Regions from separate parts of the Mus musculus genome. Here region 1 is linked to region 2. The links are chromatin loops, found by intact Hi-C in ENCODE. Cell type or tissue: heart. All regions are shown on one strand. Links, peaks and the distances in the headings refer to the core of each region. The heading gives the core; the rest is flanking DNA.

Evidence for each region. Peaks named below come from ENCODE experiments on the same cell type or tissue, not always from the same donor. Only the 100,000 strongest peaks of a DNase experiment are listed, where the experiment ranks them.
Region 1: a loop joins it to region 2, with 4 times the contacts of the local background. A loop is called at or near these places in 6 of 42 quality-filtered maps.

The regions. Positions count from the first base shown.
Region 1 is chr1:126,920,372-126,936,190 of GRCm38, reverse strand. No RefSeq gene overlaps it. Among named protein-coding and RNA genes, the nearest start is that of Gm41945, 96 kb to the left of the region's middle. In heart, for the core only: CTCF peaks have their summits at 4,261 and 6,312 (motif pointing left); DNase peaks (open chromatin) are centred at 4,250 and 10,480.
Region 2 is chr1:126,484,276-126,500,094 of GRCm38, reverse strand. All of the region lies in intron 3 of Nckap5 (NCK-associated protein 5), which reads left to right. Among named protein-coding and RNA genes, the nearest start is that of Nckap5, 340 kb to the left of the region's middle. In heart, for the core only: a CTCF peak has its summit at 7,296; a DNase peak (open chromatin) is centred at 7,404; H3K4me3 peaks cover 1,010 bases; H3K27ac peaks cover 749 bases; H3K27me3 peaks cover 1,159 bases.

The DNA.
Region 1 (15,819 bases), core at 2,833-10,832, 440 kb before region 2:
AGATATTTAAATCCTCCCTGTGTAATGGTACAGCATTAGCATATAGCCAGCTAATGTGCTCTGATGTACATGAAATCACATTTAAATTCTTGTAATACACATCATACTGCAAATATTGTATAAATCAGCTGTGTAATGTTCAGGGGATAATTACAAGAAAAAGTCTGCTCGTGGTCAGTACAGAAATAATCTTTGATCACAGAATAACTGGATGTGAAGCCCACTGAGTATAGGAGATCATTTTTCTTTGGGGAGATTTCTAGGTCCCGTTTTCTTTACCTCTAAACACCCTAAGGGAGAGGGTGGGACCGCAAAGACTACCCAGAGCTTCAGAGCGCATACTGCTCTTACAGAAGACCTGAGTTTAGTTCCCAGCCCACACCTCACAACCACCTATAACTCCAGTTCCAGGGGGTTGGACACTCTTCTCTTGCCTCTGTGGATACCTGCATTTACACATACTCCTGTCTATACATTTACCTGTATAGACACATACTCCTATACAAACACACATATGCATAATTTAAAAAAATAAAACAAATTGTTATCTTTGAGCATATATTTACTTTTCTTTTACTGAGATCCAAGGTATAATCACACCTGCTGTGTTTGGTCACCTCACACAGACATTTATCAAACATTTGTCCTTGACTTTGACAAGAATGACAATTTGAGGAGTCTAGGGAATTTGATTCATGGACAGTCCTTCAATACATTCCTAACATTTTCTTAGATTTTATATATTTTTTGTTTTGTTTTGTGAGGCAGTGGCAGAAAGGATGTTCTGTATTTTGGTGGATCATATCAGGGAGCATGTGTGGCAACTGTGTCCTGAGGTGGTGTGTCAGCTACTGTTCTATTACTGTGAGGAGACACCATGATCAACTTACAAAATAAAGCACTTAATTGGGGGTTTGCTTACAGTTTCAATGGGTTAGTCTATTGTTATCATCATGGTGGGGAGTGTGAGGCAGACAGGCAAGCAGGCATGCTGCTGGAGCAATAGCTTAGAGCTTACATCTGATCAGCTGTAAAGTTGCAGGCAGAGAAAGAGATAGATAGATAGATAGATAGATAGATTTTTTTTGACAAGGCCACAGCTTCTACTTCTTTAACATCATATTGTTTTTCCTCCTATAGGGTTCCAGACCGCTTTAGCTCCTTGGATACTTTCTCTAGCTTCTTCATTGGGGGCCTGTGTTCCATCCAATAGCTGACTATCTGTACGTGTGTCCATGTGCTACCAGATGCATGTGGCAATCAGAGGCTGACTTTCAGGAGTCAGATCCGTTTTCACTGTATGCATTCTGTGGATGGAACTCTTTAACTTCTGAGCAATCTTTTTGGCTATGATCCCACGTGAATTGTTTCCTTTTATAATTTATTTTTTGATGATTTTCATAGGTGTATATAGTGTCTTTGTTGTATTCATTTCTCATTATTCTGACTCATTCCCCCCCCCAACTCCATCTGACCCTTTTCTTCTCCCAACCAGTCCCCCTACTTCAATATCTTATTTTTTTCATGCTGAGTTTAATTTGTTGCTTTCACATGTATGAAATGGAGTTGACTGCTTGCATATGGAATGGAGGCTATGTACTAGATTATGGGCAACTTACCAGTGACCACAGCACCAAAGAAAAAGAAATGACTCTTCCTCCTTAGCAACTACTCATAGCCAGTAGATCCTTTGCTAGAGATGAGGTCTCATGAGTCCCTTCCTGGATCCATGATGGAATGTTGACTGCCTCAGTCTGGTACAGGTCTTGTGCACATAACCACAGCTGCTGTGAGTTCATTAATGAGTTTGCCACATGCCACACCAAAATGCAACAGCTCACACACTCCTCCCAGTTCTTTCTCTTACATTCTCTCCACCTTTTTTTTTTTTTTCTGTAATGTTCCCTCATCCATTTTATTCTTATCTGGCCAACAATCTTTCATGTTTGGCAAACCTATGAGCTATTTCTGAGGGGAGTAAGAAACCTATTTTGCCTACAATGATTTCTGTGCCTACCATGTGCATGAAACATGACGGCTGTTCAATAACTTGGTGTTAAATGAATGCGCACAAATTACAAAATTGATTGGCATCAAAGGATTATTTTTTGTCAATAATTATAAAAATCCATTGCATTTGGCTCAAGTTCAGAGATGCCTTGTATACACGCAGCGGTCTCGTGGGAGCTCATATTATCTGCTCAGACAGGTTCTGGGAGGGCTTGCTCGGAGAGAAATGCTCTGAGCCTGAGGTAGCACTGAGACCACACACTCACTCTGCTCTCTGTACCTCTCTGTACCTATTCTTACTCCTTTCCTGTGGCTGAGTCTAAAATGATTTGCACAGGAAACTGAATTCCTGTCCTTCCCAGGAACACCAAGACTGCCTTCACTGTCATCGCTGAACCCTGTTATTGCTCGCTAGCCAATCCCATTCTCTAGGAGTTGGGTTGCCTAAGTGTTGGAACTTGACCCTGGCTGATGAGGTGACAAGTCCGGTTGTAATAGAATATGTGAGTGTGGGCAGAAAACTCACACAGAGGGAAGTGTGGCTTTTTGTAGGGGAAGGGTCATATAGAATCCACTTTTAAAAGAGGAGCTTTTAAAATAATTAAGCAAAAGAAAGTGTCATGCAAGGAGAGAGCATGACCAAGGGATGATAGGCATGTAAAGGACACATAGGCACATGGGAAAGAGCTAGGAACCCTGAAGTAGAGCGTCAAGGACAGAGAGGTCAGAGTCTTCATTCTCAGGGGTATGGTGCTATTTGGAAAAGCCAGGGGCTGACAGACACCCTGCCCTTGCTCTCCTTCCTCACTCCTGCTAGCCACACCAAACTGGCAGTAAGGAGAATACCCAGCCCACACTACAGAAACCAGTCTTCAGACCAGGGAAGAAGGAGCTATGACAGGAAGGAGATGGAGGTGGCCAGCTAGAGACATAGCCAGGCAGAGGTCAGGACAGGAAGCCAAGACAAAGGACAGTTCAGTTACCAGATGGAACTCATTCCAGAACGTGGGTCTGCTGTTAGACAGGCCTCCTTGGAAAGCACTGAAAAGGGTGTTTCAGGGAAAATCAGTTTCATCTGTATGCATGTTAATGGCTGCTCTTTGAGCTGATTACCGTAGATGTAACTGAGTAGTCTCAAGAAATAGAGAGTAGCCAAGTGTTAAATAGGTTCTCAGAGGGCACTTTATCTTAAACGTTGTGCTTAGAGCACCCGGGGATGCTGCCACTGGGTCATTTGATCAAAAGCTCAAATAAAAAAAGAGAGTGGATTGTGCCCATGCCGTGGGCACAGATCAGACCCATGCCAAGGCTCCCTAGACTTCAGCTCTCCACAGTGGTACCAAGCCCCTCCCCCATATCCTCAAGCATATGACTGTTTTATTAGGCAGTGAGTGCAGCCGACAGTCTACTGAATGCATGACAGTTATCATCCTGAATCTCCTTGAGGGACTCTGAGCTCAGGACAGTATGAGAAGCCACAGCCAGCTAGTGGGGGGGAGTGATGCTAGCAAGGGGCTGTGCTTTTATGTCCTGGCTCTTCTTCTGATGATGCCAGACTTCACAGTGTTTCTGCAAAGTGGGCTTCTCTCCTCTCTCTCTCTCTCTCTCTCTCTCTCTCTCTCTCTCTCTCTCTCTCTCTCTCTCTCCCTCTCTCCCTCTCTCCCCTCTCTCCCCCTCTCCCCCTCTCTCCCTCTCTCCCTCTCTCCCTCTCCCCTCTCTCCCTCTCTCCCTCTCTCCCTCTCTCCCTCTCTCCCTCTCTCCCTCTCTCCCTCCCCCTCTCCCCCTTTCTGTTGCACATGTAAGCATGTGCATGTGGAAGTCAGAGGTCAATCCGAGCTATTTCTCAAGTACCATTCACCTTGCTGTTATGAGACAGGATCTCTTGTTGTTTGGCTTGGAGCTCACCAAGTAGGCTAGGTTGGATATGCCTATTTCCTTTTCTCCAGTTCTAGGATAACAGGCACATGCCATCATGCCTGATATTTTCGTATGACATTCCTGGTATGGAATTTGGATTCTCAGGCTTGCAAAGCAGGTACTTCACCAACTGTGCCATCTCCTGAGCCACGTTCTTCATTAGTCACGTAAGGTCTGGCTCTGTATCTCAGGCTCAGCTTGAATTCTGGGCTCTCCCTCCTTAGCAGCGGCATTTCAGTGTGAGCAATTGTCAGAGCTGCTTCTGTTTGTCTAGGTGAGCTGCAGATCAGGGTTGAAGCTACTAATTCTGGGCTCCTGCTCCACCCACTGCTGCAGCTAGATGGCGCTGCATCCATAGTTTTAGGCATGCGGTCATGGGTTTTTGGAGCATAGCTCACAAAACACACAGAAAGGAAGTTTCTTCCTGGGATTTCTTGGTGTGAAAAGCTACCTCCCAGGATTAAATTCGAGACTTATAGGAGCTGTGGGTGCATGGCACAATTTAAACATTCCTGTGTTTTCTTAATTCCCAGTAAGATGATTAGGCTGCAAGCAGAAATGTGATGAAATTCCACCAAAAAAAAAAAAAAAAAAAAAAAAGAGAGAGAGAGAGAGAGAGAGTGCAGATGTTGTGTCAGCAATCCCCCCTCCTCCTTTCTCCTGTCTTTCAATCCTGAAATGTAATCTTGCCACCTGGGCAAATGGAAATAGTATTTTATTTATTTTATTTATTTTAAAAACCTGGTGAGTAACATCTCCGGGACTATGCGGATGTCCAAATAGCTGAGAGGAAGTGAACAAGTCCAGATGCTTTATCTTCTTGGATACAGAGGTTTAACTCAGAAAGGGCACCCGTGGCCTGTGAAACAGTGCAGCGTATCTGTTAAAACGGTTTTACATATAGACGTGGGGCTGGGAAGATGGCTCAGTGGGGAAGGGGGCTTGCTGTCAAGCCAGAGGAACTGACGGATCTAAATCCAATCCCGAGACCCTACGTAGGTGCTGGAAAGAGAACTGATTTTCCCAAGCTATGTTTGACCCCCATCTGAGAGCCAAGCATGTGTGTGCCCCCCCTCCAATAACTAAATGAACGAACGTTCTTTTAGGAGAAGAACACACTGAATACATTGAGATATACAACTAATGTCTGCTAGCACACGTTTTAAAAATAAGATACACAGTTAAGATATACACGTTGTTTTTATATTTATGCTATAGATTTTGCAATTTTCAATGATAACCAGATAACACTGTGCTTAAAGGGTCAGACTATAATGAGAAAATTTGAGGAGGGAGGGGAGTAGAAAAGAATGAATATGAAACGCAAGAGAGCCTCCGAATGAATGACGCTTTGGAGCAGAGAAACGAGAAGGCCGATGGGTTTGGAATGTCCTGCACTTGAGATCTTGCAGTGTTAAACGAGACAGAAGGCAGCACCCACACAGGCGTTTGGTAACACGTAGGAGGCTAACGTCAAACTAACTTAAAGCCCAGTGCAGCAAGCCCGTGGCTGGTCGGCTGGGTGTTGTCTCAATTAAAAAGATTTCAAGTTCCATAAAAAGAGCCAAGGCAGGTTTTGGTGATGCCTATGCAGATAACATTTGGCGGAACTTTGGTGTGGGGAGAGATGTGGTCCCTCCACACAGCGGCGATGAAGGGAAGAGCAGAGACAATAGTATTTCCTCCTCAATGTTGTAGGTAGGTAGATTCTGCCGTGAATCTGACCTGTGGAAGAGAACCATCTTTTCTTTGGGGTGTCGATATGGCTTTGGAGTAGGAGCACTGTTCATCTGGAGTGGGAGCACTGTTCATCTTGCGGACAGTTTTCTTGTCTCACCTGACAGCCTAGCCTCTCATGGTAGCAGCTGAGTACCTAGAATGTAGGATCACTAACTTAAAAGGAGTTGCTAGTTATCCATGGACTCACTGTGAAAAGAGATTTTTCTAGGGCTGGCTAAGAGTGAGTACCACTGTTGCAAAGGACTAGGGTTCTGTTCCCAGCATCCATGTCAGGTGGCTCACAAATATCTGTAAGCCCAGCTGGAGGCAATCTGATGCCCTCTTCTGAATTCCATGAGTACCTATGCACACAGAGAAGGGAAGAGAGAGAGAGCAAGAGAGAGAGTGAGCGAGAGAGAATATGAATACACATGCACATAAAAACAAAACAAACCTTTTAAAATAGGAATTTTTTTCTTCAGAAAGAAGATAGAGCATCTTTTCTCTCCACCACATCCTCCTTTGTAGGGTTTCAATTTAGCGTTTTCACACTATCGATGACCAGATATTGACACATGCTCATCACTGGAATCGGAAGATCAGATGGGAGCCAACAGAGAATTACAGGGTCCTTTCAACTAATTACAAAACCATAGAGCTCTGCCCTCTGCTGGCTGTCTTTGGAATAGAAATGACAGTATGATCATAAAGGTGCATGAAGAGGAACCCTGTCTGTAGCCATCACTTTGTTCAAAGGCAGCTTTAGAAGGTTCAGGGGCTCACAGTGTTAAGGGGTACAGTCTGTTACAGAAGGACTGCATGGCAGCAGGAACATAGGGCAGGTGGTCACATTGTTTCCAGTCGGGAAATACAGCAGATGAGCACCCCTGCACTGCTTTCCTTCTCTCTGTAATTCGGTCCAGGACCTCAGTTCATGGCATGGTGCCACCCATATTTAACATGAGCCCTCTCATCTCGATTGATTGAATCAAATAATCCCTTCACAGACAGCATGGAGCTTGCATCTTCAGCTACTCTGGAGTGTCTCAAGCTGAGAATTAATATTGATCACCACACTTCTTTATGGCAGATATTAGCAACAGCACCATTTAAATGTTGTCTCCCCACGGCCACAGGGAAATCCACCTTTCAGTACTGGATCAGATGCATTTTTATGGAATTTACAATCATAACTTTACAAATCTAGTTTATCAAGCATTTATGAACCAGGTGCTGTTTGAGACTATCTGCTTCTACTGTAGAGCAATAACTATTTGAAGATCCCTGGATACCAATACCTTATTACTATATATTTATTTCCCCGTGCGTGCATGTGTGTGTGTGTGTACATGTTTATGTGTGCATATGTGTATGTGTGTGCATGTGTGTGTGTGTGTGTGTGTGTGCGTGTGTATTCTGTTTGTGTAGGCAGGGTCCATATAAACTAAGGCATGCATGTGGAGGTCAGAGGACAACCTGAACCCTCTAACTTGTCTGAGACAGGGTCTCTTTCTCCACTGCTGTCAGTGGCCGTCTAGGCCTGAAGGCTTCTAGAGACTCTCCTCTCCCTCTCTGCCTCTCATATCTATGCAGTCATGCTGGGATTACAGATATCCTCAACTCCACTTGGCTTTAAGTAGGTTCTAGGGATCCAAACTCAGGTCTATGTGCTTCTGCCACAAACAGTTCCCACAGAGCCACCTTCCAAACCCTTTCCCCATTTTAGATATTGAGATAATTAACCAAACCAATGTTGATAGAAGCATGAATGTGAAATTTAAAACAAGGTTTATGTGGGTGCTTATTAAAGACCTCCAGTTTTTCATTGCCAAACAACTGTGCCCATTTCTGCTTAATGTTTGCTACAGTTCCCGGGGCTGCAGATGGGTTTTAACGGCCTCCTGGGTGCTGTTTGGGGTCTCTCTCTTGAAGCTGTAGGTGCCCATGGGAATACTTGGAGGTGGTGGAGGCACCGTCGGCTGTTGCTTTGAAAGTGACTGCTGCTGGATTTTAAGTATTCTAATTAATTCCAGTTTTTAATCATGCAGGCTCTTCGGGGTTTCTAAAGGCAAGGGCACTGGTTTGGAAAAAGAAAAGCCAGTTGCCAGCTGCTCATGTCTGTGTGGATTTCCGTTTTCCTTCTCTGAGTCAAGTGCTCACGTTTGCAGGAAGTGCCAGGGAGGGATTTGGCTCCTGCCCCACAGAAGGAAGGGTTATCAAGTGTGTGCTAGAGTCTGAGGTCAGCTACCAAAGACTAACAGATTCGTGCAATCTAGAAGCAGGGTGTAGGTGTTTGGAGCAAAGGGCTCGGTGGCTAAGGGTCCTTGCTGCTTTTGCAGAGGATCAGGGTTCAGTTCTGAGAACCCACATTGGAGCAGCTCACAATCATTTCTAACTCCATTTGCAGAGGACCCAAATACCCTCTTCTGGACTCTGAGGGTGCATGTGTGTCCATTGTGCACATGCAGACAAGCAGGAACACACATGCACACAAAATGCAACAAACCATAATAATAATAATAATAATAATAATAATAATAATAATAATAATAAAGCAGGGTAATGTTGGGGCCTAAAATAGAATCAGTAAAGAGTCCCCTGTGTGCCTTGATACCTATGAAACTCCGGTTTCCTCATCCTTCCTATGTAGGATGAGTTTCAAACACGCATGCGTGAAGTCTCATAGCGGTCAGGTGACCTGACAAAGGCTGCTCCGTTGGCTAATATTCATCCCTAACTGAACAAGGTCTGTACTTCCCATGAACTTCTAGGCATACCTGTGAGGGAATTTCCTCACCCTCACATGCTAACTGATGTGAAGAGACCTACTCCTGCATGTGAGCAGCACCTTTGGGCAGCACCCAGTATACAATATCAGGGAAAAGGTTTGCTCTTTGCCTGCCTACCTTCGCATCTTGTTTGTAAATTCATCTGCCCCGCTTCCAAGTTCAGAGCCTTTGTAATCGCTGCTGTGGTTGCTGCTGCTCCACCCTTCACTGATGGCTCCTTTGGCCTCTAACCTGGACTGAAGACCAGCAGTTCTCCAGGGGTCCTCCAGTCGTTCAGTGCCTCTCAGTTTCATGGATTGAGAAACCTAGGTAGGTCCTAGGACTGGAGCCTGTCCTTGTTTATAAGCTCTGACATTTGTAAAATGTCAGCTTGCACTGTCGGCAATAGTTTTTCCAGCGAGCATTAGAAAGACAAATTAGACAACAAAGGCCCACCAGGGAATACTCAGCTTGCACAGCGCTTATGTTTGACCTGTGAGATATAGGCCCCAGTTTCTTTTCCCTGGGGAGCAAGTCTCCCTGTCTCCTGCTAGTTGTCCCCTAAGAACATCCCCACTCACTTGCTATTGACACAACTGGTCCTGGCCTCATCGCTATCCCGGTTGCTCCCTTTCATGTTCTTGGCTCTCTCAGTCCAGAGCCCCCCTTCCTTTCTCCAAATATCCCAGCCTCCTTTACTCCATGTGACCTCCGCTCTCTGTAGGACCCTGGGTCTATATGTACATGGCAGATTTTAATCTTTGACACAATATTAAAGATTATTAAAATGATAAAATGAATGCCAACCGCGGGCTCCAGGAAATTAAATTTTGAGGTGCGAGTGGCAGATTTCTCCAAAGAATAAATCTGTGATGGAGGATACTTTTGGTATCTTCTTTGGATGACTGGGTCTTGACATTTTACTTAATTAAAAATTATTTGTTGTGACTGTAACTTCCGTTTCAAATTAAACCATCAGACTTCCTAATTTTTCGGTCCGTTAGTTACGTTGAATCCCAGTTTTCGGCACTCATCTTTATGTACCTCCCTGGGATTTTGTTGGTAGGTCAGAGGGTGCACTTAGGTCAGTGCCTTCTGAGAAAATTAAGAGCTGAGTGGACAGTCCTGGGGTGGGGTACAAGTGTGTTAATTTCTTATTCAGGAATCCTTACCTGCATTCTAGAAACAACCCTTTACTCTGAAGAGTAGGAGAGTGAAGGAACCAGTATCCCCTCTGAGTTCCAACCCTGCTCCTGTGAGCTCCCAGCTCAGAGGTGCTCATGTTGACTTTGAGTAAGCCCTGGCTCGTCTCCTACTTACGCTTTCATGTATTAGAAAGGTTGTATGGGGGTGGGGGAAAGCTCAGTCATTAAAGTGCTTGCCTTGCAAATATAGATCAATCACCCAGAAGCCATGTTTAGAATACTGGGCATGGTAGTGAGCTCTCATAGTCCCTCTGCTGGAAGGCTGAGAGACAGGTGGATCCTCAGGGCTCACTGGTCAGCCAGGCGAGACTATTAGCATGTTTTAGGTCAATGAGAAACTCTCATTAATTGTTTAAATGGAAGATGCGGAAGGAACAGCGCCCACAGTTGCCTTCTGGATTCCTTATTTGTAGGTACAACCTCAGCCACACGAAAGAGGGATGATGACATTTTTCATACTCTGTTCATGAAAGATTATCAGGAGGGGTCAGGCTCAAGTCAGCACCATGTCAGGGTGCCTATTACAGAGCCCGTGTCTGGTGAAGATGGTGACAACTCTGCCAGCAGCCAATCATCTTACTTTCAGGACCATTGTGCCATGGCAGCCTTTTCTGAGGATGCTTCAAATACCCCGTGGAGCCCAGGGAAAGGCATCAGGACTCCAGAATGCCCCAGATCTTAGAGTAGCCATATGTGGGGCACAGATGTGTACAGTTAACAGCTCTACTGTTTCTCTCACCCCTTAAATCGGGTGACTTAACCCGCGGCATTTAGCTACTGCACTCAGAATCCTCCTGTTGCCGGTACTGCTCTCAAAACACAGTAGGGCAGGCTCTGAGCCAAGTCTTGGGCAGTGTCTGCCAGGATTGTCTGAAAGCCAATAGGAGTCTCTGAGCCAAGAATGGTTGTTGGCCCAGAGAGACCACAGGGCCTCCTAACCAGTAGGGAGGGGAATCACCGCCCATAGTGTCTCATAGAGAAGAAGGAAAATAGACACTGAAGTCAGCATAATTCCCGGGGAGTTCCAGCGAAGACTGGCAGATAAAGGCTTGGGTTCTGGAATCTTAGGTCAGATTGCTGCCTCAGAGCACAGAGGTGACACTCCCAGGGACAGACGCAATGATCTCATTTTGCTCTGTAGAGACATGGATAGGAATCACAGCATTCTCATCTGACCAGGTCTGAAAGGCAGCCTCTGTTTACAGACAGATGTCTGACAGGACCAGCCAGCATGATGTAGTGATGTCAAGAGAGCCTACACAAGAGCAGGGGGGAGCCATTCAAACAGAGCCTTCCTCTGTCATAGTTGGAACCAATCTGCTAGGTCCCAAGGCTCCAAGGCTCGTATTACAAACTCCTTATTCCCCTTTCCCTGCCTCAAAGAAAAACGGTATCATTGTGACAACCGCAGCACACACCCTTACCTGCATGAGTCTTTCCTTGTATTTGGTCTGGAATCCTATCAGCACACACTGTAACATCTCCTTCACGCTGGAACTCAGTTCTTTAGTTTTACCTTGGAACTTTTTTTTTCTTTTAAAAATAATTTTCCAATTTTTATTTGGACACTTGACACGTGAATATAATGAATCTCGGTCTCTTTTTATCCTTTGACAATTTCATGTATGTATATAAAGGGTTTTGGTCATTTCCTTCCCCTTCCAGACACCCCGTCATCTTTCTCCCCCACTGAAACTTCCCTTCCCAATAACCCAATTTGATGTCTTTTTAATGATTTATTTTTGGGACTCACCAAGTTTAGTTAGGGCTGTGTGCATAGCATGGATGAGGGTTATTTACTGGAGCACAGGCAATAGCACCCTGGCAGAGAATGACTCTTCCCAGCGACCATTCACTGTCCACAGTCTTCCAGGGAGGGGACGAAGCCAATAGGAGTTGGGATGCCTATTACAGAGCCCGCGCTCCCCACTGTGCCTGATGGAGTGTTCATCAGCCTAGTCCTTCAGAGGTCAGCACAGCTACAGCGAGCTCATGACTGAGCCCTCAATAGATATGTCTTAATCATTCTTCTTTTTCTGTTTTCGCTTGCTTGTTGGTGATAGCCTATGTGTTGAAATTGTGTCCAATCTACATGTATATGTTTATTTATGCTTGTGGTGGCTGCAGGGGATGGGATCAGAGGACAACTTGCAGGAATCAGGTTTCTCCTTCCGCTACCGGATCTCTGGGATTGAACTAGGGGCATCAGGCTTGGTGGCCGAGCCTCTCCTTGGCCCTGTGCTTATTTTCAAGGTTTACTCGGGGTAGTCTTCTTTGGAATTCTCTCTTTTCACAGACAATGTCTTTGTGTTCCTTGCCCAGAAGGGCAACGAGAGGCAATGGAGCATCCTGGACTTGGCTTGGGAAACTGTGGACCTGAAGTTTGGCTCTGACTCTGCCTGGTTGGCAAGCTCCTTGTCTGCAGAGCTGATTTGCTCCTCTATAAAATGGTGCAATAAAACTTACCTCACTTCACCTAAGAGGCCATGGGGTGTGGCAGAGAACACAGGCTATGATGAAGCCAAAACAGTGGGTTCAAGTGTTGAGTCTGCCTTTCACGAGCTAACTTTGTATGAGTTCTCTCATCTCCCAGGGCCTTCCTTGGTTTCTTTACCACGATACCAGTGCACTATGGGGCAAGCTTGGGAGGACTCCGTGGATTGGTGTGTAAGTAGAACACAGAACAACTTGACACATCACATCAGAACATAAATGTTGCATGCTGTTATATAGTTTTGCTCTTAGCTCTAGGGACTGATGATGTTTTACAAACTCCATCAGAAATAAGAGAAAGTAGAAAACAGATATTCAGAAATTGGACTTTCGAGCTCTCAGTCTCATGCTACATCCCAGCACTGTTGTCTGTTACAGCGCCCTCTTCTGGAATGTGTCTGGTGCAGGCATGTCTGCTCTGCCTCCAACAGCCCCAAGGAAGGCAGCAAAAGTTCCTTTGGGTGAAGGGGAGTTCGAGACAGGGTTTCTCTGTGTAGCCTTCACTGTCCTGGAACTCACTCTGTAGACTAGGCTGACCTCAAACTCAGAAATCCTCCTGCCTCTGCCTCCCAAGTGCTGGGATTAAAGGCATGCGCCACCACTGCCTAAGCCGCAGCGCCCCCACCTCCCACCCCCCACCCCCCACCCCCGTCCCCCGTCCCCCGTCCCCCGTCCCTTGCTGAAACTGCTCTTGTCAGCTGTGGAGCGCCTCCTTTCCAGGTCATTCTGGCCCATTTCTAGGATTTGATTTTCCTAAGTAGCTATCTGAAACTGTTCTATATCATGCTCCTTTGTAAATATATTTGGTTCTCTTCCATCTCTTCCTCCTCCTCCGTTTCTTCGTCCTCATCTCCCCATTTCTCCTTCCTTCCCTCTCTTCCTCTTCCCTTTCTTCCTTCCTGCTTCTATTCCTCTCTTCCCTATCTCCTCCTTTATTCTTCCTCTCTGTAGTTTCTTCCTTTTCTTCCCTTTCATCTTTCTTCTCTCTCTCTTCCCCTTCATTCTTTCTGTCCTCCCCCCTTTCTCTCCTATTTTCTCTTCTTCATCCCTGCCCTTATTCTTCCTCATTTCTCTCTTTCAACATCTGCCTTCCTAGTTCTCGATTGTCTGTCCCCAGCTTGTTTTCATGGGACATTCCTCCGCTCTCGCAGGTCTGTTCTTCTAAGTGGTTCTAATTCCTGGTGAAGGAAGCTTCCATATATGTAGTGCTGGTTCTAACTTTTCTGAGATTCAAATATTGGAGTTCTTTGAGATGTTAAGACTCAATATATCAAAGGTCTTGAGAATTGTCAGCTTTCATTCTACACTGCATGCTGTAAGTGGCACTCGCTTGCCCGGGCACTCTAACATCAGAATTATCTATGCCCTTCATTTGGCAATCTCAGTATCCATTGTATGACAAGTACTGTGTAAGACAGGGGAAAAATAGGCAGGTATTCTACAAAGACCCTTGGGCTAAAGATTAGAGGAGGAAAAACAGATCTGCCATGCCTGGAGAGGAGAGCTCTCAGGAAAGGCTGCGATGCGGAATGAATCTGGACCAGAATGCTAAAGGTGTGTAGCTTTTCAAAAAGAGACAAGTGAATTCAAACAAAGGAGAACTGGAGCCAATAAACAGCCAAGAAGTGAAAGACCCAAGTGTCTCCCCAGCCAGGAGTTCTGCCAAGGCCAGCTTCCCAGCAGCCTGTTCAGATAAGCCTGGCATTTGTCCTTGCCAGGTCCCTGCCCTGTCCTCCTTTTGCTTTATTATTATTTTGATTTTATTACTAGCTTTTAATTATGCAATGTTTCAAACATGTAGAGAAGTGTATACCATCATGATGCGGCAACCACAGGTTTAACGATAATTCTACACTGCCACCCAGATCTCCCTGCCAGCACTGTATTATGCCAAATTGCACAGAGTGTATCGTTTCGTTCATATACGGTTTTATAAAAGAAAGAACTGTCAAGAAACATGACCAGAATGGGTTCTTATACCTTATGAGAAAACAATAATCATTTCTCAATAACACCACACCCCCAGATCTCATTATAGGTATTTTTAGTTTGTCTTTAGTAAGATACAATAACATCCATGTCTGTAAGCAGTTGATATGACCTCTGCTCCTTCCTCTCTCTCTCTTTCTCTCCCTCTCCCTCTCTCTCCCTCCCTCCCCCTCTAACTCCTCCATTGTCACATCTCTATCACTCATATCTCTGTATTGTAATATCTGTGTCTATCATATATCTCTGTCCCCATTATCGTTATCTCTAATATTAATCTCTCCTTTCTTTTGTCTCTCACCATCACTATCTCTACTCTCTGTCTACAAGTCTATCATCTCTGCCTTTCATCGCTATCATTTCTTGATCTTTGTCTCTACCATTTTTATATCATGATATTCTCTGCTTTTACCTCTGTTTTGGTCATTGCTGTGTGACACTGTTCCTGAAGAGATACAAACATCCAGTCAGACCAGACAGGGAACCAATAGTAGATCAAAATGAAGATAGCACCAGAGTCCAGATCAGTGACCCTCTGGGTACCACTGAGATTCCTTGCAGGAGTTTGAGTGAGGAGTTACTGCAGGAGCAGAAATAACTCAAGGATAAAAACGTGTCAGCAACAGGTCACCTCAGTATGGAGACAGTTACTGAAAGGTGGAAACTTGGAGTTTATTAAAGGTTGGAGAGTGGCCTTTCCATGTAGCTCAGTTCAGTTGATCCAAGTCGCTTCCAGGTAGCCCAGCTTGTCTGAGAAGATTTCAGCTACCCTTATAGCTTATATATGCTTGGGAAGGGAGGAGTCTAGGAAATTGGGTGGTCAGTTAGGGACTTCCTAAAGCATAGAAGATTTCCTGTAGGATGGAATGTGACCATCCCCTTTAGAATATCCTGTGTCTTAAGGAGATTCTTGTCAAGATGGCAGGTTTTTGTCTCAGAGGAAAATGCCATGCAACAGCTGACATTCTATCATCTGCTTCTCTGTTGTATCATATCATGTCATATAATGTCATATTATATCATATTTCTGTCTCTATCATCTCCCAATATCTCTATCATCACTATCTCCCATTATCTCTATAGTCTCAGCCTGTACTATTTATATTTCTGTGTCTCTATCATTTATGTATACGTGTGCGCACATGCACGAGTGCGCAAACACACACAATTATATAATGCTTGCCTATGTTTCTGTGTCTGTCATCTATCTCTATTTCTGTCTCTCTTTTCTCTCTACCTTGACTTCTATCATCTGTATGTCTATCACATGTCCATGTGTATGATACACAATACATCTCCATCATTTCTGTCACATCTTTTTTCTCTGCCCTTTATGTCTATCATACATGTCTATAATCTTTATTTCTGTTTCTATCATCTTTTCATTTCTATCTCTTTCTATACAACCTTTGCCTTTAAATATCTCTATTTCTCTTTCTGCATGTTTTCTCTCTTTATTGTGTCTTTCTATCTTCTCTCTTCTTTTCCTCACAATTTATTTGTTAATGAAGCCAGGTTTTCTGTCCTGTGATACCCATCCCTGCCAAGCCTGTATATTGATATTCACATCCCTATGGTATTCTAGAGATGTTCCCCTGTCATTGTGTTTCATATGAGCGAGTTGACAGATCTATAGATTTGATTTGTGGACTAACGTTTTTGTCAAAACTGTTTCACGGTAGCATAAGAGACACATAATCTACCTGTCTCTGTTTTTGTTA
Region 2 (15,819 bases), core at 4,059-12,058:
AGCTCTGCTGAAGGCAGAAGGTTTGAGTCACAGCTGTAGCTATAGACTCCAAGTTACCTACAAAATCAAATTTCCTTATGAAGGACTAGCTGTGCAGAAACAAAAAGATAGCAAGGACCACAAAATACTGCATTAGACAGCCACATTTGAGATATCCTAATTAATAAGCTGTGTGGCACTCGCTGTAGAAGAGGGTTTTCATCCACAGTATTTGTAAATGACTGCTCACTGTCCCCGGGCTTAGGGCAGAATAGAAGCTGCCTGGCAAAGATTGCATAGTGACTGGCCCTTTACGGTCTAATATCTATAGACGAGCTGTAAAATCAAAACAAAAGGGAATTTCTCGAGAGCAAGGGTAAGTTTATTCTGTCTGAATATTAGTGTTTCAGCAACAGTGTGGGTTAAAATACCATTCTGAGTCCAGATCTAATATTTTCTGAATTGTTTTAAAAAGTCTCCAGTGACCTATGAAAATTTGTTTCTTACTTTATTTTTTTGCACTTATTCATTTATTTACTTACCTATATTTTTTTGCACTTATTCATTTATTTACTTACCTATTTTGCGTGCATCTATATTAGCATGTGCATGCCATGGCACACGTGTGGAAGTTACAGGATTCCTTTTGGGAATCTCCTCCACCTGCTGGGCCCTGGGAATTGAGCGCAGGTCACCGTTCTTGGTAGCAAGCTCCTTTACCTACTTAGCTATATTTATTGGCCTTCTTAGCCTATTTATAAGTGTGTACTGGCTAGTTTTGTGTCAACCTGACACAGCTGGAGTTATCACAGAGAAAGGAGCTTCATTTGAGGAAACGCCTCCATGAGATACAACTGTAAGGCATTTTCTCAATTAGTGATCAAGGGGGAAAGGCCCCTTGTGGGTGGGACCATCTCTGGGCTGGTAGTCTTGTGTTCTATAAGAGAGCAGGCTGAGCAAGGCAGGGGAAGCAAGCCAGTAAAGAGCATCCCTCCGTGGCTTCTGCATCAGCTCCTGCTTTCTGACCTGCTTGAGTTCCAGTCCTGACTTCCTTGGTGATGAACAGCAGTATGGAAGTGTAAGCTGAATAAACCCTTTCCTCCCCAACTTGCTTCTTGGTCATGATGTTTGTGCAGGAATAGAAACCCTGACTAAGACATAAGAGGATTTTTATTTTTATTTTAATTTTTTTTTGTGTGTGTGATAGCTGTAGCTAGATACCTTGGTTCCTGTTTCAGAGTTTTGTCGATATTTTGAGAATATCTTTTCTAATTTGGTAAGTGACTCAGGAGTCACTTGGTAGAACTTTTTGAAAAACCAAAAGATGTTAACATCCAGCTGATACTTTCATGCATGCCTTTGTTTCTAACGTGTCATTGAAAAGAAAAGAATAACTTTTTTAAAAGATATATCTTATTTTCAATCATGTTTACTCATGACTGTCTTTGTATGTGCATGTGTTTGTGAGGTCGGTACCCATGGAGATCAGAAGAGGGCATTGGATGTCCTCAAACTAGAATTACAGGTACTTATGAGCCATCTAATACAAGTGCTGGGAACTGAACTCAGGTCCTCTGGAAGAGCAGCAAATGCTTAGCCCTACTGAGTCATCTTTCCAGTCTCCCAAACAAATCCCTTCTCAATAGATTATCAATGAAGATGCTTCTTCTTCTTCTTCTTCTTCTTCTTCTTCTTCTTCTTCTTCTTCTTCTTCTTCTTCTTCTTCTTCTTCCCCCTCCTCCCCTCCTCCTCCTCTTCCTCCTCCTTCTTCTTCTTTCACTTCCCCCCTCCCTCCCTCTCTCTTTCTCCCTCCCTCTTTCCCTCCCTCCCTCTCTCTTTCTCCCTCCCTCTTTCCCTCCCTCCCTCTCTCCCTCCTTCCCTCCCTCCCTCCCTCCCTCCCTCCCTCCCTCCCTCCCTCCCTCCCTCTCTTCCTCTCTTCCTCTCTCCTCCCTCCCTCCCTCTCTCCCTCTCCCTCTTTCCCTCTATTTTGTAATAAGTGTGTGTATATGAAGGGGTGCATGCACCTGCACATGAGTGTGTGGAGCCAAAGGTTGACATTGGTGTCTTCTATTTCTTTCCACCTTAATATTTTCAGTCTCTCACTGAACTGGCATTCACCATTTCAGTAAGGTTGGCGAGAGGGCTTCAGGGTTCTTCCCTCCCTACCTCCCAGTGCCAGTGTTCCAGGTGTGTACCAGACTTGGCAGCGAGTGTCCTTTCCCACTGGCCCTGCCTCTCTATTGCTTCTGTTGTAACTGGGTTGATTTTCCATAGTGACTTGGAAGGCACATCACAAGTGTTGGGTCACTCTGCATGGCAGCAGCACACAGCTCCATTTGACAAGCAGGGATGTGAAGTTTGTCTTTCAGCTCTTCTGCATTTCTAATTACAGTTTTCCCTAGATATCTCTTGTTCTTTGTTGATAACGCAAATGTTTGTTAACTGCAAACCTCAAGACCATTTCCATTGGCACTAGTAAGGGTGCTTGACGACTTCCAGAGTTTAAATTCAAGACTCTGAATTTCATTGCATTAATTTTATTGATTTCTGTCATTTTCCTAGGCATGCTACTACCTCCTCTGAGAAGAGTTTTCATAGTTCTTCCATTCTTATGCTTTTGTCTAGTACAACCCACTGACTGGTTCTAATCAAATATTACATGGTTGTGGAGTTTAAGAGAGCACTGGACTTATCTATGATTGAGTCGAATGTGTCAAGAGTTTCCTTGTTTCAGTGAGGTATTAGTGTGTGTGTACCACATTAAAGAACAATATGCTAACTTCCTTCCTCTTGTATTTTTATTTGAATGTTAAATATTCTTCAACATTTCATATACCTATGCAGAGAATCATTCATTTTTTCATTTGGCTTATTAATATGGCCTTTTATCCCAATGAATTCATTCACAGGAACAAAACTTAAACTCCTAAATGGACTACAGTGTTGTTGAAAGCCAGTTACCCTGTTCTGATCTTATAGTCACATGAATATCAGTTTATAATTGTCTCTCTTAAATATAGAGTTCAATGGTTATTTATACTTGATTAGTGGGAGAGTTAAGTGTACGGGTGGGAGATGATTCCTGTGGGTACTAGCACTGACTGCCCTTGCTGAGGATACAGGTTTGATTCTCAGCATCCACACGGTGGCTCACAACTGTCTCCGAGTCCAGTTCCAGGGCATCTACGCCCTCTTCTGGCCACCTTAGGTACTGGACATGTGGGATATGCTTTGCCAGGAGCAGTGCTTTCAACGCAGCATTCGAATCTTTAATTCTTTAAGATTCCGTGGTCATATGGCTCAAATCACATTTTCATTTTAGAGTGATGCTCACTGCCTGTTTTTACATTTATTGTCAGGAGGTTGTTCATTGTGAAGTAGTCTTGATATTTTTCAAACCCCGTTACGGCCTCAATTTTGTTGTCTTCTTTTATTCCTTGCATATTGATTTCACTTAGTAAAATTTATTTAACGAGATGTGTTTGATCGATCCGGAATCAGTGCTGTATGTTCTCCCTTATTAGACTGAGTTCTCTTTTTTTCCTGTCTTAAAGTGTACCTTTTAGAAATCTTCCATGAGCTTTAAGCATTAATTTTCTGTTTCATTTCTAGAATATACATTGAAATTATTAAATTTTCTCCAGTCCGACTGTAGTTCCACCCAAAAAGTAGTATTTAAAGACATCATGTTTAAAACATTCATTCCCTTATAAGTAGTTATTGATTCTTTTTTTATTGGTGTATTTTTTATTGAGAACATTCTCAAATGTACAGAAAAATTCGAAGACCATAGTAACAGAACCCAGTTCTCCCACAATTTAAAATCAGCAATCATCTAACATGTACTTATAAATTTTTTGCAGATTATTGCATGATTCAGTTGGGGTGTGTGGTACACATGGGTTGCTATCAAAAATTTCAAAAGAAAACTTTTTTGTTTTACATAAGTTTTTCCAAAATGAGTAGTAGACACCATTACACATTTGCCCTAAATAAATAGTCTAACGTATCCTTGGAAGATAAGGGCCATTTAATTGATGATCATAATATTTTTTTATTTCCTAATAAAATAAAATACTTCCTCATGTCATATGACCTTAGACTTATTTAAATTTTGCTAACTTTCCCCCAGACACACTTCTTAGATGTTTAGTTTTCAGGAAGGACCCACTCTCTCTGCTTGCACTTGGTTATACCACATCCTTCCATCTTCTGAGCTGCATCTGTGTTTGTTACCTGCACACATTGAGTGGACACGTGCTGGGCTGTTCTTAGCCCTGTTCGTGCCTCTGCTTCCTGTCTACTGTCTTTCATCTGCTTCTCCATGTGCTTTCTTCTCTGTAAGAAAAAAAATGAGTACAAGAGCCCTGCTTAGATAAATGACATGTTTCATTTTTCCTGGCCTCCCCTCCCTCGTCCACCTCTCTCTTCCCTTCCCTTCCTATATGTATATACATACATGGCGAGGCACATCTGTAGAGTCAGAGTTCAGCTTTCAGGGGTCAGTTCCCTCCTTCTATCATACGTCTCAGACATTAAGTGCAGGCCTTCAGTTTTGGTAGCAAGCGCCTTTACCCACTGACCCATCTTGCTGGTGCTAAAACATGGGCTTTCCCCCAATCATTAGAAAAGTATTTGCTCTGTACTTCTCATGCCCCACTCCTCCCTTGTCTGGTGTAATTATTTTCCTTGCAATTTACAAATGCAGCGAGGTGCTGATGGTGGAGGTGCTTTTTGAACAGTGCACACTCATCAGTGTTTTATTTAGTGGCTTTCGCATGTATCGATTTGGATCGGTAATTTCACTGAGGGCGCAGGGTGATGATGTTTCTAAGCTGTTCCCAATAAGCCATCAACACAGGTGGAAACTCCCTCATTAACCACAGCTCAGCATTAGTTCATCCTCTGCTGCCCGCTCTCTGCAAGCTGCGTCAGCTCACCCTACTTTTCTTATTCTGCAGTTATCCTTTACCTTCTGGCAGAAACTAAGTTCCTCTATTCTGTCCTTGTGAACACCCTACTCTTCAGAATGAAAGCTACACAAGATCAGTGTGTGCATGCATATGTGTGCACAGCTGTAATCCAGGTACATGTCTGAAGTCCCATCAGATAGGAGACAGATATAGGAGAGCCCCTGAAAACACGAAGGCCAGCTAGCCTGGTGTGCATATTAATGAATAACAAAGACCCTGTCTCAGACCAGATGGAAGGCAAGAATTGATACCTGAGTTTGTCCTCTGACCTATACACACTCCACAGCAGATGCACTCTCACACATATATGCACATGTATATCATATACACACAAACACATGCACAAAGATTCAAAAGTAGCTAATATTAGGAAAACTTTCTTAATAGGGCACCAGTCTTGCCCATCACTTACAGTATCTACTGTAAGTGGAAACCCACCTTGCTTTGAAACTATGTTTGCCATTTTGGATACTAACTTGAGAATCACGACTTGGAGCCTTTGATATTCACAGAGTTACCTGGCACTGTGATAAGCACCATGGGGCTCTAATAAACTGCGCAGAAGACACAGCCTCTGGCCAGATGAGTAGATGAGTAGTGGAGCTTGTATGCATTTTCCCAGTACAGTATTAAGCAAGAGAATGACCTAGACTATAATTTAAAACACGATTTAATTTTCAAATTTAGGTATATTTACTTTTTCTTAGCCGTTTTTTACCTTTATGAATAAATGGCTTAATTTTTTCTTTCTTTTCAACTTTTCTGCTGGTGACTTCTCTATCAAGTTACTTCTTCAACAAATGTGGTCATTCCAGGTAATTGAATGTTTCCCAGAATTTGAAATAAATATACAAAATGAGGTATAATCCCTCTGTTTATATTCTTTCATGCTTCACGGCTTTTTCATTTGTCTCTGGGAATACTATTATTTTTTTATTAGACTTAAAAGAAAAAAATAACTCTTGAGGTAATCCACATGTCTATCATCCAGCACGAATTTATGCACTTATGCTAACGTATTCTATAGAAATAAATCAAAGGACATTATTGGAAAGAATACCTCATTTCTCCCAAAGAAGAAACTATTAGGTTTGTGAAATCCTCATCTTAGAAGTCGTTATTTGCTAATAAAACAACATTTCCTGGAAAGGATCGTTTTCATGAGAAAATGGGAATTTATGAGAATTCTTTTAAGAAAAAAAAATGAGTCTCAACTGAGTCCAACATTTTCTTGCCACAAGTGGATTTCTCTTTCGTTCCAGAAATGCCAGCAGAAGGCAAAAGGTGGGTGTCTTTGCCAGTTTCACCCAGCCCTTCCTCGGGTGCACTCATTGTTTCCAAATGGACTTGGGGACAACTTCTGACTCCAGACACACACGGGGCTGTCAGTTCCAGCTCTTTTTTTTTTTTTTTTTTAATTTTTATTAGATATTTTCTTTATTTACATTTCCTGGTTTCCTCTCCGAAAACCCCGTATCCCCTCCCCCTTCCCCCTGCAGTTTCAGCTCTTCCTTGCCTGTTAACAAATCTTTGGATAGCTATGGCAGCCTCTGGGTCAGCTCCATCATAAGGTTAAGGAACCTGTTTGTTTAGCTCATTAGCAAAATTTGTTCCACTCAGGCAGGGTTAGGGGTAGGGGCATGGAGGGAGCTAGGGGCCTGTTGGATCACTCTCTCTCCCTCCCTCTCTCTTCTTTCTTTCTTCCTTCCTTCCTTCCTTCCTTCCTTCCTTCCTTCCTTCCTTCCTCTTCCTTCCTTCCTTCCTTCCTTCCTTCCTTTCTTTCTTTCTTTCTTTCTTTCTTTCTTTCTTTCTTTCTTTCTTTCTTTCTTTCTTTCTTTCTTTCTTTCTTTCTTTCTTTCTTTCTTTCTTTCTTTTACTGGAAACTGGGAAGTGAAAGCAAGGTTTCTCCTGGAATCCACTTTTCCTTTCCATTCCTTGCTTTGGGGCAGACAGTCAAAGCTTCAAGCCTCCTCTCTGGGTATTCAGAGTCTCCATCTCCCCTCTCCACTGCATCCCTTCTTTACCCCTCCCAAGGAGGGTCCCCAACTCCAACTCCAGGCAGAGATTGGCGGAACCATTGGGTTGAAACTGATTGTGATAGTAGCAGATGGGCTGGATTTGACAGGGTGGATTCTGAGCAGCTTCTGAGTGGGGGGCGGGGCAGGGAGGGAGAGGGTGGGGGTGGGAACCCAAGGGCCAGAGCGGACCCATAGGAGTGCGCGCCTGCTGCTGCTGCCGCGCCTGCCTTACCACCGGCTTGGGGGCATCTTTTTAGCTCGAGATTCCCAGGGAAGTGGCACTGCTGTCCCCAGGCGGAGCGGGGGAGAAAGGTCCTGTGGCCCAGATTGCACTGGGACACCGGGAGGCAGGCGCGAGCTGGGGACAGGAGGCGTGCGACACAACAAAAGCCTAGGTGCCCGGGCTGCGGAGCACGCGCGCGCGCCGACAGGCTTGACATGGCAAGTTTGTCAACTGTGGGCTCCGAGGCCAGCTCCTTGCTGCCCCCCAAGTGACGGCATTGCAGGGTCTGCCCTCCAAGGCGGGCAGCCCCCACTACGACCTGGGCCCTCTGCAAAATGCTCTCCCGCAGGCCAGGTAAGAGGACGCCAGCTCCCTGCACCCTCCCAGGCTTGTCCCCAGAGCTATTTCCTATTTTTCATCCCCTGGGTAACCCTCTTGTGCCTGCTGATCTGGTTGCTTTTAAGCGTTTCATTCTTTTTGGTCCACCTCTGCCCCCTGTCGCTGATGACACTGTTGCCCTCCTTGAATTCCTTATAGAATCCCAAAGCCACAGGGGTGTGGTAGAATGTCTGGGAGGTGGCACTGGGTTGAATCCTTTTTGCTCAGAAACTCAGCGCCAGGACAATCGAGGCAGAAAATACAGGGATTTAGCATTCACTATATTCCGAAGCTGCTCAAGCCAAGCATCACGCACACCCCTTTCCACCTGTGGGACCTCGCTTTGTGCTGGAAGCGCTCATGGAAACACACACACACGTGCTCAATGTTCTTGTGCACACAGGCTCGCTTCCTATAGATGACTTTTTTTTTTTTTTTTTTTAATGGTAAGGGAAGAGGAGGATGTGGCTCTTAAGTAGCATGGTCTCCCAAAACATCCATGGTCTCACACTTCAGTGTTGCTTATTCTCCATTATAGTGATCAGATAGTAAAACATTTGAAGCTTGTGGGGAGCCCACTGATTCTGGCACTGGGCATCACTGTGCTCCTTCAGTCGATTATCTTTCTGGATTCGGCCCTCCTTCCTCCTAAGATAATGCATTGATGGTTTCCTCTCCTTGAAAGTCTGTGTCCTAGTATAGAACAGGACTTTAAGGTCAGCATCCTGGACCACCCCAAAAAACCTGGCCCCAGAATCCTGTGAGGGACTTCAGATGGAACTGTTTCCTGTCCTCTTGTTCATAAGCCCCCAGGTCCCAGACCTGGTATGTCAGACTTGGGGCCTTTTTCTCACTCCTTCACGTGCCCCCACCCCAGTGCAGGCTCCGCCCCAGCTGAATTGGAGTATGTGCCCTGTTGCTACCAGCAACTGTCTATGCCTCCTAAGCTTCTTAATTCTGATTGATGGGCAGAAATATGATATTATTTTGGAGTGAAGCTGAGCTGCACACTGCCTGGGAGGCAGACCCCCCCATCGCCCGTCCCCACCCCAGTCCTCCGAGAAAAGGGCCTGTTAGGATATGCTCCTTGAACACAGGCAACCACCTGACATCTTTTCATCCTTGTGGCTTTTGCCCATTTGGCTCAAATGAGCAAGGACCCCATCCGTGGCCTGTTGCTAGCTACTTTGATTTTTATTCTCCTCCCTCCTAAACCTATTTCTAAAAGAGATTCCCCTTGTAGTAGTTTCCAGCACTGTTCTTGGAAGTGTTTACACAGTCATCTTCTAGAAGTGATTTTTCTAGGCACAACCTCTTCTTAGCTGCTTCTTGGTGTCTCTGTGCAGGGTGACAGGTGTGCATGAGCATCTTGCTGTGTATGCTCAGCCTGCTGGTCTCAGCCTCCCGTTCACTGTCACCAGGGTTACAGGATGCTTTGAGGTTTCAGACTCAGGTCCTCCTCCACAGCAGGGCTTTGGTCATCTGCCGACCCCCCCTTTTGTCCATTCTCTTTCCCACTCTGCAAGTCCTTCCTCTTAAGACTCTGAGTTTGATATTCCTTTCTCCCAGGGAATATCCTTAGAAAAGAAAGGAAACAACCTCTACTTTTAATGCGACAGTTTGTGACTTTCATTCTAAAGCCAAACCCCAGCTCCCCTCCGGGTGGCAGCCTGCTTCTCCAGGCTGGCAGAGCCAAAACAGGTTTTCTGGACCTATATAAATCCCTGACCAGACTGTCCTCCTCCTCCTCCCCAAAGTGTGTGCAAAGGAGGGTTTCATTCTTGCCACCGAAACTATCTTTACAAGAATGTTTTGTTCTTCACTTCTTTCTAACTCCCCACTATGTTTGGCAGAATATTCATTATCTAAACCATCAGACTCAGCTTTTATTTATTTTATTTTATTTTATTTTATTTTATTTCTCCTGCATGAGCATTGCTTTGGAAACCCGTGTGCTATTTTTGAATCATTCATGTACTTGTATTAAACAAAACTTCCTGGAGGGGATTCCCAAACCTTGGCATCGGTGTGGGCCCTTTGGGTGGGCAGGAAGCAGAGAGGGGTTCCAAACGACTTGAAAGTTCCCTGTAAAGCTGTGTACCGCTCTGATGGTGAGTATCATAGTGGCACCATCCATTTGATTAGGACTTTACAGTTTACAAAGGGCTTCCTCGGGCATTATCTCTTTAATCCCAGCAGCAGGAATTTTAAATAGTAAGGATTCCTCAGAAAGGCCCAGTAATGCCTGCCGATCCTGCTTAACCAAAGAGAAAGGGAGCAATGGAAATTGAATGGGCAGCTGATGTGGCTTTAATGCCTAGAATAAACACAGGAAAAACAGCTCCCAAGCTCACTTCAGACTGACTCCAACTTGAGCAAAGAAGCAAAAGGGCAGGAACCACGTGTGTATCTGAGAGGAAACTCCGTCCTGTGCTCTCGTGGCCCAGGAAGTTCTAGTTCTTGCTGGATAGGACTTCCTGGGGGCTCTGGACTCTCCTTGACCTAGGATTCAAATTTAGATGAAAGTGTTAGCTGGGGTTGCAGGAATACTCTCAAAATTGGCAAAGCCAGTGGGCAGTGTTGTAGTGCTCTTCAGCTACAAAGCATTCTGGGATATCCTTAGGCTTCTGGTGTCTCTTTACTGCAGGCATGAGGTAATTTCCTCTACTTGGACACAGCAGGAGTGTGGGCCTCCCTGAGCCCTGATGAAGACAAACAAGGGTTCTGTCAAGTTGGCCATTCACTCTGAAACCAGGGCATGTCTTCCATGGCGTCTTGTGTTTATGATGATACAGGGAGGGTGGACAGAAAGCCACACTATAGTTTGTCTTTTTAACTCCGGCTCCTTGACTAGAGAGCCCAGCCCTTCTATAATGTTCTGTGAACATCTCTTGCATCTTTTCTCCAAAAATAATTCCGAGAATGCCAGCTAAAAAGTCACAAATTTCAGTTGGTATTTTGGATCTCGAGCTCATCTTGTATATTATTCTGTAAAGTTTTATTCAGAGCAGTTTCGGGTGTCTTAGGTTCTTGCTGAGGGTTGTCTGGTGTGTGGAGTGTTAGATACACTGAGACTGATTTGGGTTGTTGGTTTTTTATTTTTGCAGCAGTGTCTCCAGTAGCATAGGCTGGCCCTGACCTGGCTTTGTAGTGGAGGATGATGTTGGGCTTTGGGTCCCCTTCCCCATCTCTCCAGTGCTAGTATTGCAGATGGCAACACCATGTCTGGTGCTGAGAATGGAACCCAGGGCTTCATGCGTGTGCGGCAAACACACTACTAACCAAGCTACACTGCGTCCACCACTCACCATTAACGTAATGTGAGCAAGACCTCCTCTGTAAAACAGGAAAACGCTCATGCTATTTTATAAGTGTTCAAGAGAAAAATAAGAGAGAAAAAAGAAGTTATATGATCTAAGAACTTAAGCTAGTTCCTAACACGTAAGAAAATCAACTGATACTGCCTTTTAATGACTTTTATAGTTGCTGTCTCTACATCTCTTAGTACTAGATCAGATAACCCTTTTCATGTAATAACTGTTGATGAACCTCCTCCAGCACCCCACGGAGATCACCATTATAAGGAAGGCATTGTGTGTGTGTGTGTGTGTGTGTGTGTGTGTGTGTGTGCACCTCTAGAAGCCAGAAGTGAGCATCAGCTCTCCTGCAGCTGGGCTTAGAGGCAGTTGGGTGCTGTGTGACTTGGGGACTGGGAAGTGAATTAGAGTAAAGTAGGAGCGTCTTTGGTAGGGACAGAGAGCTCTCTAATTGGTGGACAGAGGTAAGTATGTAGAAGATAGTGTGATACTATGTTCTACTTTACAAAAGTAATAGTAATAGCTTCTCTTCTAGGACAGGTGAGCTCTGAGCTGTGGGTTCTTGGCCAGATTTAGAGAGTACCAGGCAAGGGTTTTCTTCTGTGGAGTGACTGCCTTAGTCACTGTTCTATTGCTGTGAAGGAACACCATGACCAAGGCAACTCTTATAAGATACATTATTTATTGGAGGCTTGCTTACAGTTTCAAAGTCTGACACCATTACCATCAAGGTGGGGAGCATGGTGGCAGGCAGGAGTGTGCCTGAGAAGTTCCTGAGAGCTACATTCTGATTTGTAAGCAGAGAGAATGAGACTGGGAATAGTTCAAAGCCGACCTCCAGTGACATACTTTCTCTTAACAAAGTCATGCCTCCTAATCCTTCTCAAATAATGCTATTCTCCCCACCCCCAAACACTAAGTCATCAAATATACGAGCTTATGGGGGCTATTCTTCCTTAGATCACAACAATGGCCCTGAATATTATATCTAAGCAGAAAGCTGTTGGCCGTACTCCTAATATTCATGCCTGGAGCAGTACGTGAGAAGAAGGGATCCAGTAGGAGTTGAAGTGGGGATAAGGAGAATGCAGATGGTCAAGATAGACTGTATGCATGTATGGAATTAAAATAAAAGTTTTAAAATAGCAAAAATAAAATCAATACAGTGGAAGTCAACTAAAGAACACTGCCCAATGCTGGCTATTGACCTCTACTTGCATGCATGTGTCTGTAGACACACTTGTACATATCACTCAGATGAACGTGTATCCATAGATAAACTATTGCCAGATACAAATGTACTCTGAAAGCTTACAGTTTAGGAGGGAAAAGGACATAATCAATTATACCAAGTCCTGAGTGTGGGGCTGATTAGAGAGAAACAGAAATCAGTCCAGAGAGATGATGGGAGGTAAGTAATGGAGGGTGTACCTCCTAGGGAAGAAGAAGGAGACATTCACTCCAGGGTCACTTGCACGTAAGGAGAGGGGACAGAGTCATTACATCAGCAAAAGGCTTCAGTTCGGGAGCTTGGAAGATGCCTCAGTGGTTGGTGTGCTTGCCATACAAGGAGTTCAGATTCCCAGATTCCATGTAAAAGATGCCAGGGGGTGTGACAGCCTTGGAAGGAAGGTGAAGATCAGGGGTCCTTAGAGCGACCTGGATAGAAAGCATAGTTGCATCAGAGAACTCTGGGTTTGATTGAGAGATCCTGCCTCAGTAAATACAGTGGAAGAGTGATTGATGCTGATTTCTGACATCAAGCCTGAATCTCCAGCTACATATATATTCCATTTCATATGCCCACACAAATGAAAGCATGCATACACACGTGAAAGTGGGAAAAGAACAAGAGATGAAGGAAAAAGAGGAAGAAGAGGAGGAAGAAGAACACATGTCAAAGACTTACTGTACTCTGTGGCTCCTGGGGCTCTGAATTCAGGTCCTCACTCTTGTGCTACAGATAATCAAACCCAGAGTAACCTCCCAGCCTAGAGATGTGTTCAGTCTCCACCTTCCATCTATTTCTTAGCAAATATGCTATTGGCCCCAATCCAACCCAGATCACATTGTGAGAAGTGTTGAGCTTTCTCGGTATACTTTGTGTTGTTATCAATAAACTGGGAAAGTTGGAGATGGATTGCCTGGGTACCTAGTGGGAAGTGTGACACTCAGTTCAGAGAGAGACAGCTTCGGCATGTTTGGCGTCTTGGCTCAGAAACTCTGGACCTGTTGCTTGATAAGAGAGCTGTTAATAGTTATGAAGGCATCTAGCCTAGTTTGTGAGTCACACACGCCCCCATGCAGTGGGGATCATCTTAAGGAGACCCAACCTGATTCCTCTACCCACTCAATGATAATATGAGATGAGGTGGAGGCATGCTTTGGTAAATGGCTGTTTCAGCAGAAGGTTCTAGACACTGACTTCCACAGGCAACAGGTAAGACACGGATTTCTATCTATAGACATTGGACACTAGGTTACTAGAATTCTTTGCCTGTTTGGAGCTGGCAGAGAGAGGCAGCTTCTGAGATTGTTTGCTCTGCCCTTGGAAACCTGTGCTGGAAAATGAGGTGAGTGAACTCACATCCACAGAGGGGTAGGAAAATGTGTTTCATTTTTCGCCTAAATTGGTGGCAGGGCAGAAGAAACATGTCACTAAAGGCCAAAGGAGACGACTCCCAGGAGAAATGTTCCCTGCAAAACCCCTGTGGTCTGACAGTTCCTGAGCTGCAGAGGTGGCCCAGCTTCAGTAGGAATGAGGGCGAGGGGCAGGCATGTGGCTTGCCAGTGTCCTTGCTGTGGTGACTGCTTGGTGGTGACAGAAAGAGGTCCCTGAAAATGGAAGTGCACCATCTCTCCTTCCTATGCTGCTCACTGGCATGGTCACATTCGCACAGATGAAAGCGGTGGGCATACATGTCCGTGTGTGTGTCTGAGAGCAGAGGAGGACATCAGGTGGTCTGCTCCATCCCATTCCAACCGTCTTACTGAATCTGGGGATAGGCTGTTGGCTGGCAAACCCTAGGAGTAATCCTCCTGTCTCTACCCTGCACAGCACTGGGATCCCAGCAGTGAAAGTACTCACACCTGGCTTTGTACATACAGGGTGGGGATTCACACTCAGGTCCCATGGTACTTGCACACCAGTAGTTTCCCACACTGAGCCAACTCTCCAACCCCAGGGCCCATGAAATATCTTCTTCCTAAATAAAACGTTGTACTGGATTATGGTTAGACATCATGCGGCTTGCTGATCCTTTAATCTGGATATGAGAAAACCATTCAAACACAGAAAGTGCAGTTTATTGTTTATGCAACCAAAATACACATGTGTAGCATGCCTGGTCTTTATTGTATGAAAAAGCAATGGCCTCTGAAAAGGGTAAGTTAAGCACACAGCTTTCAGAGCTGGGGAGATGGCTCGGTGGGCAAACCTGCCGACATAAGTTCAGATACTCAGTGCCCAGGTAAAGTAGCACATTCCTGTAACCATGGGGCTGTGGGGGAGAGAGGCAGAGGCCTCTTGCTGACTGGCCATTCATTCTAGCCTAAAAAATGTGCTTTAGCTTCAGGCTCACTGACTGAAAGACACCATCTCAGAAAACAAACAAACAAACAAACAAACAAACAAACATGGTGGAGGGCAGTTGATTAAGCTATCTGACAGAGACGCCCTGTCTAAATATGCATATATAGGTGTGTGCTCACTCACTCACACTTGTATACACACACATATAGCTCTGTCCTCCGACTCTTCCTATTTCCTTATGTATGTATGTATGTATGTATGTGTGTGTGTGTGTGTATACACACACACACACACGCGCACACACACACATATATATGTATGTATATATATGTATGAATATATGTATGTATTAATGTGTATATGTATGCATGCATGCATGTATGTATGTATGTGTGTATGTATGTATATATCAGTATGTATCACACCTGAAGTTGACCTCTGACTTCCACATATAAACACTTGTCCTTGCTCTCACGTGTACACACAAATACACAAAACAGTGTTAGAGACCACATACATGTGTCAGTTTTCCGTCCCCCTGTTTGAGGGGGCTAGGAGCAGATGCTTGCCGTCAGGCTTCTAAAAGTCCATGTGAGACGATGTGTTTCCAAGTCAGTGCTTTTCCACTGACGAAGTGCCCAGCAGAGCCAGCTGTCCTTGGTGCCCAAGGAGCCTGTGGCCTCGTCCTCAGCTGCCCCTTCATGTTTCGGCAGGCGTGCCTGGCACAGTTTCTCACATGCCTGAAGTGGTGTCTGTGCCCAGGCTGTTGGCATGGTGGGTGCCAGGGATAAGTAAAGCACAGGGTTCAGCCATCCAGAGACCCATCTAGTGGTCACTGTGATGTGGCTACCCTGCCTTGCCTGTTCCTGCCTGCTTCTGGGCTTTTGGCCAGCTGCTTCTGTCCTAGGTCAAGGCCCTGCTATGCTCAGGCCCTGGCAGCTGTCTCTGCGTGACTGCCTCTTGTGTTTTCATGAGATATTTCTCTGCTTTCATTCCCTCCCTTGAAGTGCTGCTCAATGCTTAGATGGTTAGATATTCTCTCTCTCTCTCTCTCTCTCTCTCTGCATGTGTGTGTAATATATATTGTAAACACACAGAGAATTATGTATGTAGTTTTGATTTTTTTATACACACACACACACATTTATATATAGTCCCTCCTTTCAACAAGACCCATGCCCTGTACTTCTCTACCAACATACTGCCTTTTTTTTTTTAAAGTCTATTAAGTCTAATTAATGTGGGTGGTATGCACCTGAGTCTTGGGCCATCCACTGGAATATGGTTGACCTACCAGGAGCTACATCTGGAAGAAAACTGAATTATTGCTTCCCTTCCCTTCCCTTTCCCAGTAGCCCTCAGCTGTCACTATCAACTGACCTAGGAGTGGGGTCTTATG